2 separate regions of the Mus musculus genome follow, and region 2 is linked to region 1. The links are chromatin loops, found by intact Hi-C in ENCODE. Cell type or tissue: gastrocnemius. All regions are shown on one strand. Links, peaks and the distances in the headings refer to the core of each region. The heading gives the core; the rest is flanking DNA.

Region 1 (5,370 bases), core at 60-5,059:
GCCCCACTCTGGGTCCTGAGCCTCCACACTGGGAAATGGACCTTGCTCAAAAATAAACGAATTGCCGCAGGAACTGACTGGCAAAGATGGTGCCATTTCTTCCAAACCTGTTTATTTCCTTAACGGGACTCCAGGGGGCGCAGTTGTCATGGCTTAGGAGACAAGGCTTAGGGATAAGGTTGTTCCCTAGCGTTCTCTGTCTCACCTCCACCACCCCCCACCCCCCCTGTCCTCAAAACACTCGTTAAAAGGGAAGATAGAAGGACCGTAAGGTAAATCTGGCTCCCAGGCAGAACTTTGTCCTTTCAGTAAGGGAGGAAGTGCATAACTGTGATTATAAGCATAGAGTGAGTCCACACATTAATTCGCTCTCCTTTCCTAGCTCCTGGAGCTTATTAGTTCATCTTGGATTGAAACACCTATTTTTTTCCGTTTGATTTTTACTCCTGTGTTCAGGGAAATGAACCTAGAATTTTGCATATGACAGAAAAACATTGTATCAACCAGACACATACACACAGCCAATACATTTTAAGCAATTAATATATACACAAATATGCTCACATGTGAAATGTCCTATGTACCCTCATGGTTGCACAACACGGAACAGCAAAAGACTAGAAAGTGGGCCAGGAGGCTGGCTCAGCCAGTAGAGCACTTACTATGTAAAGCAAAGCATTGAGGACCTGCAAATAAGCCCCCAGCCCATACTCTCCATTCTGGGGAAGTTTAGATGGGACAAGCCCTAGGGTTTGCTGGCCAGCCAGTCTAGCCAGAATTGAATTCCAGGTTCAGTGAGAGACCCTTTCTCAAAATAATAATAATAATAATAATAATAATAATAATAATGAGGAGGAGGAGGAGGAGGAGGGTGATTGAGGAAGAGATTCCAGGTCAACTTCTGGCTTCCAAATGCACATACACGCATGTGTGCTCCCACAAACATGAACACACATGCATACAACTGGAAACAAAGTAACTAGAGGAATCCAGTTGATAAATATGTACACCTACACATGAGGATCTCTCTCTGTTTTTCAAGAGATGTTCTCTTGTAGTGCAGGATGGCTGTCAGGCCATGGGTGGCCTTGAACTCCTCATACCTAAACCTCCCAAGTGCTGAGATTTCAAATACAGCTTGTATAACCGGAAAACATTTACCCACTTCATTTGAATTTGATGGCTCAGTGTTAGTTAAGAGTGGTTACTGGCAGCTCTTCCAAAAGACCTGAGTTCAATTCCCAGCACCCACATGGCTCCGCTCACAACCATCTCCAACCAGTTCTAGCTCCAGGGGACCTAAGCCCTTTTCTGTCTTTCCCATGTGCCTGGTGTGCAGACATACCATACATGTAGGCAAAACACTCATAAAATATAAACCTTACAGATTCTATAAAGGAAAAAAGGCAGAATGTAAGTCTCTATACTGTACTACCTATTGCATAAGAGATGAAAGGAGTAGAACTCTGTGTTCATAAGAGCCTGTATTTAAAACATCTACCAGATGACCAAGAAACCAATTACCTGTAGCAAGCAAGAAGGTTATACTAGGGTGGGACAAGGGCTAAAGGGAGGCTTCTCAGTACATACTTTTCCAGGGGGCTTGAGATGTGGTACTTTCTGTCAGCTTTCTCTGTATGTCCCTGGATGTCCTGGAACTAGCTCTGTAGATCAAGCTGGCTAGTAGTCAGTGCTCTTATCCACTGAGCCATCGCCGCAGCCCAATCCTGGCTATGTAATCCTGACTGGCCTGGAACTTAATCCATACTACAGGCTGGCCTTCAGCTTTTAGAGAACCACCTTCCCCTGCATTTAGAGTGCTGGAATTAAAGGCATGTACCATCATGTTTGGCCCAGTAAATACTTAAGTATTAATTTTATTATTATATTTCATTTGGTAGTTTGTGTGTACAGTGTATATGTGTATGTGGTGGTGGTGTGTGTATGTGTGTGTATGTGTGATATGTGGTGTGCGTGTGGTCTGGTGTGTCCGTGTGTTTGGTCAGTTCTCTCCTATCTTCACGTGGATTCCAGGAATCACACTCAAGTTGTCAGGCTTGTATGGTAAGTCCCTTTAGTTGCTGACCCATTCCACAGGCTCCAGTTTGATTTTTGAATGGTAGGAATGCATTGTATGTTCAGAATAAATAGAAATATTTAGAAGGTGAAATGGGGGTGAGAGGATTGCTATAGAGGAGGTGTCCATTCTTTCTAGATCCTGTCACTGACAGTCATTTTACAAATAAGGACATGATACTGAGAGGCTGTTACCAGCACAGGATTTCACACAGCTCATAGACTGGAGGAGGAATTGGAACCGGTCTGTGAAATCCTAACTCCTCCTCCTGTGGAGTTGCACATTTGCTTGATCCTTCCTTCATGCCTGCCTAAATCATTGTATACTTGGTACCTTAGTACCTCAGGCTAATTTAGAACTCGGGGCAATCCTCCTGCCTCATCCTGTCTAGTACTGGATTGTCGCTAGTTTTAACAAGCCAGTTAACTCTCAAAAGCTAGCAATAAGCCACTGAAGACAAAAGGACTGTTGAAACTTTCTATACCACCTCCATTGAAAAGACGCACCTCAATGCTGCTGACAGCAATGGTTCTAGACAGTTCCGTTTCTGGGGGATGGGGGTTGAGGAATGCTGAAGAGGGGAGAAAAAAAGGGAATGGACATCTTAATTTATTTCTCCCGATCTCCAGGCCATAATTGTCACTTTTTGAGATCAAAACAAAATTCCCAATCCTTCCCCTAAGATCCTCCTCCAGCAGAGGGCGTTCACCCCGCCCCGCCTCACGACCGCGGTCCTAATCCACTTCCCAGACGTAGTGCGCGTGCGCATGCACACATGCACGCATCCTGCCGCAGGTGTCTAGCTCAGTGCCTTATCGATGTTTTCTCTGCCTCGCTTGGCGAGACCTTGTCAGCTAGGGCGAGGCAGCAGGAATGAGGAGACTGCTCACAGAAATCTAGAGTTTTCTGGGACCCGAGGGCTTTGGGGATCACTGCGGGAGCGGGCGGCGCGCAGGGCAGTCCGTGGGGCGGGGCGGGGCGGGGCAGCAAGTCCGGAGCGGCGGGCGGCGGCGGGGCCGATCGGGGCGCGGAGCCCTGACAGCAGGTACGCGGGCGGCGACCCCGCCGACTGTCTGCTGAGCTGCCCCGAAGCTCTCGCGGAGCTGGCGGGGACTCGGGGTTAGGACTTGGTGGGCTCGAAGGGTGGGTGGCACCCGGGCGGGCGGCCGGGCAGGCCTGGGGCCCCGCTGAGCGCTTCTCCCAGGCTTGCCCACTCTCCTTCAGATTTGCGAGGGGCCCCTGCTTACTGTGACACCGTAGTGAGCGCAGGCTTTCTGTGGGCACGTGTTTAGGAATTTGTGTTAAACGAAGACAAAAATTAATCCTAGAGGGTTCAGACGTGGAGGGTCTGGAAATGCGTTTGATGTGTGAGTACGCCTTGTCCTGGGGTCCAACTAGGCTTACAAAACGATCCTTGTGTAGTCGTCTTGTACACACACCTCTCGTAACTGAGCAGGACGACAGCTAAAGCACACAGATGCGAAATTGCTGTTTTCAAAGAGGCAGGTCTTTAGACTGAAATCCATTTACAGCAGCGCAGAGAGCTGCAAGCGGCTGCTGGCCCCTTGTTACCCTGGTGTACTTAAAAGGTACTGAGAATGGAAGAACTGTGTCAGAAATTGGCGTCCTTAGCCTACTGTGCTGTCAAAGCCTGTCTTCTTGTACTGTATTTAAACAGATAAGGATAACCTAAAAAATAGGAAAATATGTATGAGTGTAGGGACCAGAAATGTCAGGCCCCTGCAGCTGGAGTTAGAGCCAGTTGTAGTTCTAGTAACTGAAGTCAGGTCCTCTGTAAGAACAGTAGGTGCTCTTAACCACTGAACCAGCTCTTCAGCTCCATAACTTTATTATGTAAAAGGTGCTTTGCATTCATATATATATTTGAAAGTTCAGGTTTTCTCAGCAGACTATTTCAGAACTTTTAGTATGCTGGATATATTTCTCAAGAGTCTCTAGGGCATGTGTATGTGTGTGTATGTATGTGTGTATGTATGTGTGTGTGTGTGTGTGTGTATATATGTATGTATATATATATATATATGCATAATCTCCCCCAAATAGACAGGGAGATACTGGATTTTTGTTTGTTTGTTTGCTTGCTTGCTTGCTTGCTTGAGTTTTGGTCGTGTCTACTTAACGTCTGGTGCTGTTTTTGGAAATGAAGTTCCCGAGGTAGAAACCCACCATTGTAAAGGGGCAGTGTGTGCCAGTGGTTTTTACTTTAATGGAGGTATGTGTTTAATAGAGTCTGGTGGAAATATAGCTCTTATCTAGTCTGCATTTGTAACAGGTTCTCAGGTGATGCTGTTCAGGGGCAAGATCTTAGCTGACAGGCACATTTTGCTACCTGCTATGTAGAACAAACTACTGCTCTGGGTTAGTTACTTTATCCAGCCCTTAAACCAGGAGTTAGGACCAGAAGACCTCTCAGCCTCCTCTCATCTCAGTGCTGGGCTTCTAACCGCAGCCACCTTTGCTGTAGCTGACCTCCATATGTGATACTCTTGTCAGTTTGGCAAATTTTGCAATCAGGCTTGAACAGTTCTAATAATGGGGAAATAACTGAATATGCCCCCCCCCCCCCCGAGATAGAGGCTGGCCTCAAACTCCCTGTGTAGCCACAACTGGCCTTCAGTGCCTGCTTCTCCTGAACACCCCAGTTGCTAGGATTCTTAGTGTAAGCCTCCCTGTGGCATCTGTCCTTGTCTAGGCTATCTCTTAGAGTTAAACCAAGGAAAAGCTGACTTTCCAGGTGTGGGTAACACTCAACTTGGGTGCTGTTTTTGTTTTTTGAGACAGTGTTTTTCTGTGTAGTCCTGGCTGTCCTGGAACTCACTCTGTAGACCAGGCAGCCTTGAACTTAGAGATCCGACTCCCAAGTGCTGGGATTAAAAATGGGAGCTACCAGGAGTGAGCCTGGTTTTGTAGTATTCAACTTTAATGCCAACACTTGGGAGGCAGAGGTAAGTGAATCTCTGTGAGTTCGAGTACATCCTGGTCTCCAGAGTGAGTTCCAGGACAGCTTGGGCTACATGGACAGACTGTCTCAAAACACAAACAAACAAAAAAAGTTAACTCTTACCAGGTGAGGTGGCATATACCTTTAATCCCAGCACTCGGGAGGCAGAAGCAGGCAGATCTCTGTGAGTTTGAGGTTAGCTTACTCTACATATTGAACTCCAGGACAGCCATGGCTACTTAAACAAGAATAAAACTGAAAGTTGGCTTTTAAGCCATGCTTGTGATACCTGTTTATAAGCCTAGCCCCTGAGAGGTAAATACAGGAAGAT
Region 2 (5,370 bases), core at 286-5,285, 110 kb before region 1:
CACAGCAATAGCAGGATGTACTCAATCTACTGAAAGATCCAGATGCAGTGGGATGAGAAAGTTATGAGAGGGAACAGTGCTTGTGACAGAAGACAACAGCTTATCTTAGGAAAAAACAGACATGAGAGAAAACCCAAGAAAAGGATAGGGTGTGTGTATGGTGTGTGTGTAGGGGTGTGTGTGTGTATGTATGTATAGGTGTATATATATATACATATATATAGATATATGTATATATCACCACACTAACATACATATATATGTATATGTATATATCACCACACTAACATACCTGGGAGTCAGGGTCAGCATCATCACTCCAATGTAGCGGCGCTGGGACCCACTGGTTCCAAACCAGGAATCTGTAATAAAAGAGGACAAATGAACCGCCCCCCAGCTACATTCTTTCCCTTACTTTCTACCAGCACACCCCTCTATACCAAGCCCCAGTGAATGCCCTCCCCTAAGTCCCATCCTCCATTTTAAAGGAACCCCTTTCCCTGTAAGACAGGCTCACTTTTCTTTTCCCCGCGATGCAGAAACTCCCTAAGGCGATCAGAAGGGATGGCAAAGGAGATTCCAGCTGTCACCTTCATGGTGTTCACTCCAATCACCTCCCCATCCTGCAGGGACACAGCCCCCTGTCCCCTAGCCCACACAGATGGCAGAGGATGGGGGCACCTGAACAAGAGTAGCAAGGATTTGGGGACAGAAGTCTGTCTGTCTGTCTGTCTGTCTGTATACCAGGAGAGGAACAAGAGACTAGAGACTTAGCTAAAATTCCCTAAATCAGAGGAAAACCCACACTTCCCACACTAACCTGGGGCATGGATTCTTAGAAGAACACGGACACTCACCAGGTTAACCAGGGGACCACCAGAATTTCCAAACTGTGAGATAAAATGAAAGAAAACATCAAAAAGATCTGGAATCCCATGCTCTGGGAATTCTAAGACCGAGGACATAAACAGGGTGTAGGGAAATTTTTCAAATTCCATTCCTAGCACATGAACTAGAGAGGCTGCCTTTTGCAGCCCAACCTCTGATACAGGCCCAGTCACCACCACGTGTCAGTTGGTGCTCATACCCAACAGCTGTTCTCCCCAATTCCAACCTTAGCACCTAATTTCCCTCATATCAGGACGCACATCAATAGCTGCATCGGTCTGAATGTATTCCACGTTGTTTTGAGGGAGTCCCAGGTCCCTGGCTGGGCGCTGAGCAGAGCTGACAATACCAGATGTGATCGTGTTCTGCAGTGCAAAGGGGCTTCCCATGGCAACAACAAACTCCCCTTGCCGGACATCAGCAGAGCGGCCGAGGGGCAGTGTGGGAAGAGGCTCCTTAAGGGAAACAAGGCCAGCAAAACTGGTCATTTTAAGAAGGGAGCAAGAGAACAGCTGCCATCAGATCTGGCCTACTCCATCCCCACCTTGGTTTGAATCCTCAGTGTGGCAATGTCTGCTACGGGATCCACAGCTGTGACCATGGCCTCATAAGTATCCCCGCTAGGCAGCCTCACTCGTACTCGGCGCCGATCAGCCACCACGTGGGCGTTGGTAACGATGAGCCCATCTGAAGCCACTACGAATCCTGATCCGTTTGAGATGGGGACTTCACGGCCGGAGAAAGGGTGCCTGGGATGGGGAAAGTACCCATTACACTGCAGCTTCCACCTCATCCTGCTCCCTTGCCTTCACTAACGGCAGTTCAACACCTCCTGGTCAACTTCACCATTACCGGTCTAGGATCTCGATATAGACCACAGCAGGGGCTGTCTTCTCCACCACATCTGCGATGAAATTGTACTGGCTCCGGGGAGAAGTGGGTGGCGGAGCAGGAACAGCAGCCAGCACCGTGGAAAGACCCCGACCCCAACCCCACAACAGCAGCACCACTGCACCTCCTGCGCCCACCGCCACCGCCAGCCATTCGCGCCGACGGCTTCCAGGGCTCCTGCGGGCCTCCTGGTCACTGGAGCCTGAAGTCCCCACATTCAATCGTGCCCAGAGATCCGGGGTCCTAGACGTCAGATCTGCCCGTGATGCAAGGAACCCCTCAGGCACCTGGGCCGGGAGACTGGGGGTCCCATAAGTCATCCAGATCTGAGAGTCAGGAGTTCCTGACGTCAGCAGAGCCCGGAGGTCAGGAGCTAACAGGGGAGGCTTCCTCCAGAAGATGCCCCCCAAAGCCCGCCATGCCCGAAGGCTCCAGTTTGCACCCCGCCCCGCTTTCAGCGCAGCCATCAGCTCCGCCTCGACTCTCCTCGCCCGCCCTACTCAGAGGCGGTCCTCTAGAACCCGGCAAGCGGTCTAGGAGAAGCAGGGCACGACGGTAGCTGTTCAGCGCATGCCGGGAAACGTAGTCCCGTCAGGACGCGCTCCTCTCCAGCATACGCACACGCTCACACACAAACACACACACATACACACACATTCCCCGGGGCCGCGAGGCATGCTGGGAACGCTAGCCCTTCCGGGGCGCCTCCGGGCCTCAGGTTCTGGCGTCTCGGCGGATGCCCAAAGACTCCGCCTTCCCAGGGGCCCCCGCGGCCCTGCGAAGATGGCGGCGACAGCGGCCCCGCTCTCCTGAAGCGGCTGCGATGGAACCTCCCCCAGCTCCGGGGCCGGAGCGGCTCTTTGACTCGCACCGGTAAGCGCTGCGGAGGGAAGAGACCGGTCAGCGCGTCCTGTCAGCTTCGGCGCCTGATCGCGTCGCCTCTCGCCACAGGCTCCCGAGTGACGGCTTCCTGCTGCTCGCGCTACTGCTCTACGCGCCGGTCGGCCTCTGCCTCCTGGTCCTGCGACTCTTCCTCGGGCTCCACGTCTTCCTGGTCAGCTGCGCTCTGCCCGACAGCGTCCTCCGCAGGTGCGGACCGCGGCGCCCGGGGGAGCATCGGGGCTGGGCTGGGCTCTGGACCGCACGGTCACCGCCGCCTGTGTCCCCAGGTTCGTGGTACGAACCATGTGTGCGGTCCTGGGGCTCGTGGCCCGGCAGGAGGACTCCGGACTCCGCGATCACCGCGTCAGGGTCCTTATTTCCAACCACGTAACACCTTTTGACCACAACATAGTCAACCTCCTCACCACCTGTAGCACCGTGAGTGGGGGGCGAGGCCGAGAGCGCCACCGGGTGGCTCCCCAGGCCCAAGCTCAAGGCTCCCCTTTACCCATTGGGATTCTCTTGGGGAACACCGAGCCTTTCCCCCAGCCCCTTAATCGCCACCTCACGTGTCACCCTTTTCCTCTTTCTTTCTGTCTTTTCCTTTCTCTTTCTCTTTTTGACATTTCCTTCCATTCTTCTTGCTTTTTCTCCCCGTTCTCAGCCTCTACTCAATAGTCCCCCCAGCTTTGTGTGTTGGTCTCGGGGCTTCATGGAGATGGATAGGCGGGTGGAGTTGGTGGAGTCACTCAAGAAATTCTGTGCTTCCACGAGGCTTCCGCCCACACCTTTGCTGCTCTTCCCCGAGGAAGAGGCCACCAATGGCCGAGAAGGGCTGCTGCGTTTCAGGTGGGTAAGCGCAGGCATCTGGCTCCAGTTGAGTGGGTGCCCTAGTTCCTTTCCTGTCTGCCCACTTTTAGCCCTGCCCTCGAAATTCTTAATTCCTCAGTTGTCTGCTTATGGAGTTGGACAGTTTACTAGTTTAAGTCAGATATAAGTGGTTGGCTGGGCTAGGCTGAACTCCCATACTACTCGCTCTCTCTCCCTCTCTCTTAGTTCGTGGCCATTTTCTATTCAGGACGTGGTACAACCTCTTACCCTGCAAGTTCAGAGACCCCTGGTCTCTGTGGTGAGTGCATGCTGGACAGGGACTACTCTGGGGTCTGGAAGGGAAGTTTCCCACCTGTGGCCCTGGCTTAGACCTCACTTCATGCCCTCCCCTCAGACGGTGTCAGATGCCTCCTGGGTCTCAGAACTGCTGTGGTCCCTTTTTGTTCCTTTCACGGTGTATCAAGTAAGGTACTAACTGTCCTCCGTTTTTGGTGGCTGGGAAGGTGTTCACCTCAAGGGCATGGAAGTAGTGACCACTATCCTGTCTGCCTGTGGTTTGTTAATGTCGAAGTTCTAACAGAAGCAACACTTATCTTCATCTCCCTACTCTCCCCACCACTGTTCCAAGATAAATGGGGAAGGGCCATACCCTTAGCCCCTGTCGACTTAACAGGGCAGGGCTCTGGTTTTTGTAGGTGGCTTCATCCCATTCGTCGACAGCTAGGGGAAGAGAGTGAGGAGTTTGCGCTCCGTGTACAACAGGTGGTAGTGAACAGGGGTGTGGTGGAAGTGGGGGGGTCCCTCCCTCCTGGGGAGAAGGGGAAGAAGACCTGACGAGGCTACAGCTATAACCTTCCAATTCTCCCTAGCTGGTGGCCAAAGAATTGGGCCAGATAGGGACACGGCTCACTCCAGCAGACAAAGCAGAACACATGAAGCGACAAAGACACCCCAGATTACGCCCCCAGTCAGGTGTGTGATCTGGGCACAAAGATGCTTGCTGCGCTTGGTGGTTTTGCTTCCCTCCTTACGCGTGTCTGCCTCTCTCAGTAATCCACTCACCTCATTTTTTTTTCTTTTAAACAGTGCAGTCTTCTTTTCCTTCTCCTCCCAGCCCTTCTTCTGATGTGCAGCTGACCACTCTCGCTCACAGAGTCAAGGAGGTTCTGCCCCATGTGCCATTGAATGTCATCCAGAGAGACCTGGGTATGGGAAAGGGTAGCATCACAGAATGGCAGACACAGGAAAATGGGTCTCAACAGAGAAGGGGTACAGGGAGTGGACACTCTGCCCCTCTCTTCCCAGCCAGGACTGGGTGTGTAGACTTGACCATCACAAACCTGCTCGAGGGGGCTGTGGCTTTCATGCCTGAAGATGTCACTGAGGGATCTCAGTCCCCGCCTGCACCCTCTGCCCCAAAGGTGAGACCTGGAGTAGTCAAGGCCAAGACTTAAGGGCAGGTCTGGGCAGTCTCTGCTCCCTCTCCCTGACTTCTCGCCTTGATGTTGAGACCCTAGCACAGTGCCTCTCTTGCAAAGTAGGCATTCGATGGGTGTATAATGATGATGACTTCGCAAGCCCTCTGACATTGTGATCACCTCAGTTCCCCAGCTCGGGCCTGGCGACCCCTCAGCCCACAGCCCTAACGTTTGCCAAGTCTTCCTGGGCCCGTCAGGAGAGCCTGCAGGAGCGCAAGCAGGCACTGTATGAATATGCAAGAAGGTGAGAGGGTTAGAGGACAATATGTGAGAAAGAACAAGTTGGAGAAAGGCCTGATGAAGCTGATGTGACAAAGCCTATACACTCTCTCCCCCATGTCCCACAGGAGATTCAGAGAGAGACAGGCCCAGGAGGCTGAATGAGCCCAAAGGAACAGGA

Evidence for each region. A loop is a pair of places that touch in the nucleus more often than their neighbours do. Peaks named below come from ENCODE experiments on the same cell type or tissue, not always from the same donor. Only the 100,000 strongest peaks of a DNase experiment are listed, where the experiment ranks them.
Region 2: it touches region 1 in a loop (2.7-fold over the local background); 1 of 42 quality-filtered maps calls a loop at or near these places.

What each region holds. Positions count from the first base shown.
Region 1 is chr6:83,162,873-83,168,242 of GRCm38, forward strand. 1700003E16Rik (RIKEN cDNA 1700003E16 gene) reads left to right here. Exons shown (of 4, transcript NM_027948.1): 4 at 1-103. The coding sequence ends at 19. Gm15624 (a long non-coding RNA gene) reads right to left here. Exons shown (of 2, transcript XR_003956319.1): 2 at 2,671-3,766. It also overlaps a transcript of Dctn1 not described here. Among named protein-coding and RNA genes, the nearest start is that of Gm15624, 7.2 kb to the right of the region's middle. In gastrocnemius, for the core only: CTCF peaks have their summits at 127 (motif pointing right) and 2,764 (motif pointing right); DNase peaks (open chromatin) are centred at 117, 2,828 and 3,082; H3K4me3 peaks cover 2,536 bases; H3K27ac peaks cover 2,449 bases.
Region 2 is chr6:83,052,181-83,057,550 of GRCm38, forward strand. Loxl3 (lysyl oxidase-like 3) reads left to right here. Exons shown (of 14, transcript NM_013586.5): 14 at 1-386. It overlaps Htra2 (HtrA serine peptidase 2), which reads right to left and starts at 2,391. Exons shown (of 8, transcript NM_019752.3): 1 at 1,741-2,391; 2 at 1,433-1,637; 3 at 1,149-1,343; 4 at 858-890; 5 at 518-623; 6 at 293-362. The coding sequence starts at 2,246. Aup1 (ancient ubiquitous protein 1) reads left to right here and starts at 2,341. Exons shown (of 12, transcript NM_007517.4): 1 at 2,341-2,652; 2 at 2,731-2,868; 3 at 2,949-3,099; 4 at 3,326-3,510; 5 at 3,718-3,790; 6 at 3,887-3,960; 7 at 4,188-4,254; 8 at 4,362-4,464; 9 at 4,579-4,698; 10 at 4,798-4,913; 11 at 5,096-5,214; 12 at 5,318-5,370. The coding sequence starts at 2,516. The coding sequence ends at 5,354. In gastrocnemius, for the core only: a CTCF peak has its summit at 3,123; DNase peaks (open chromatin) are centred at 1,531, 2,402 and 3,067; H3K4me3 peaks cover 3,710 bases; H3K27ac peaks cover 3,131 bases.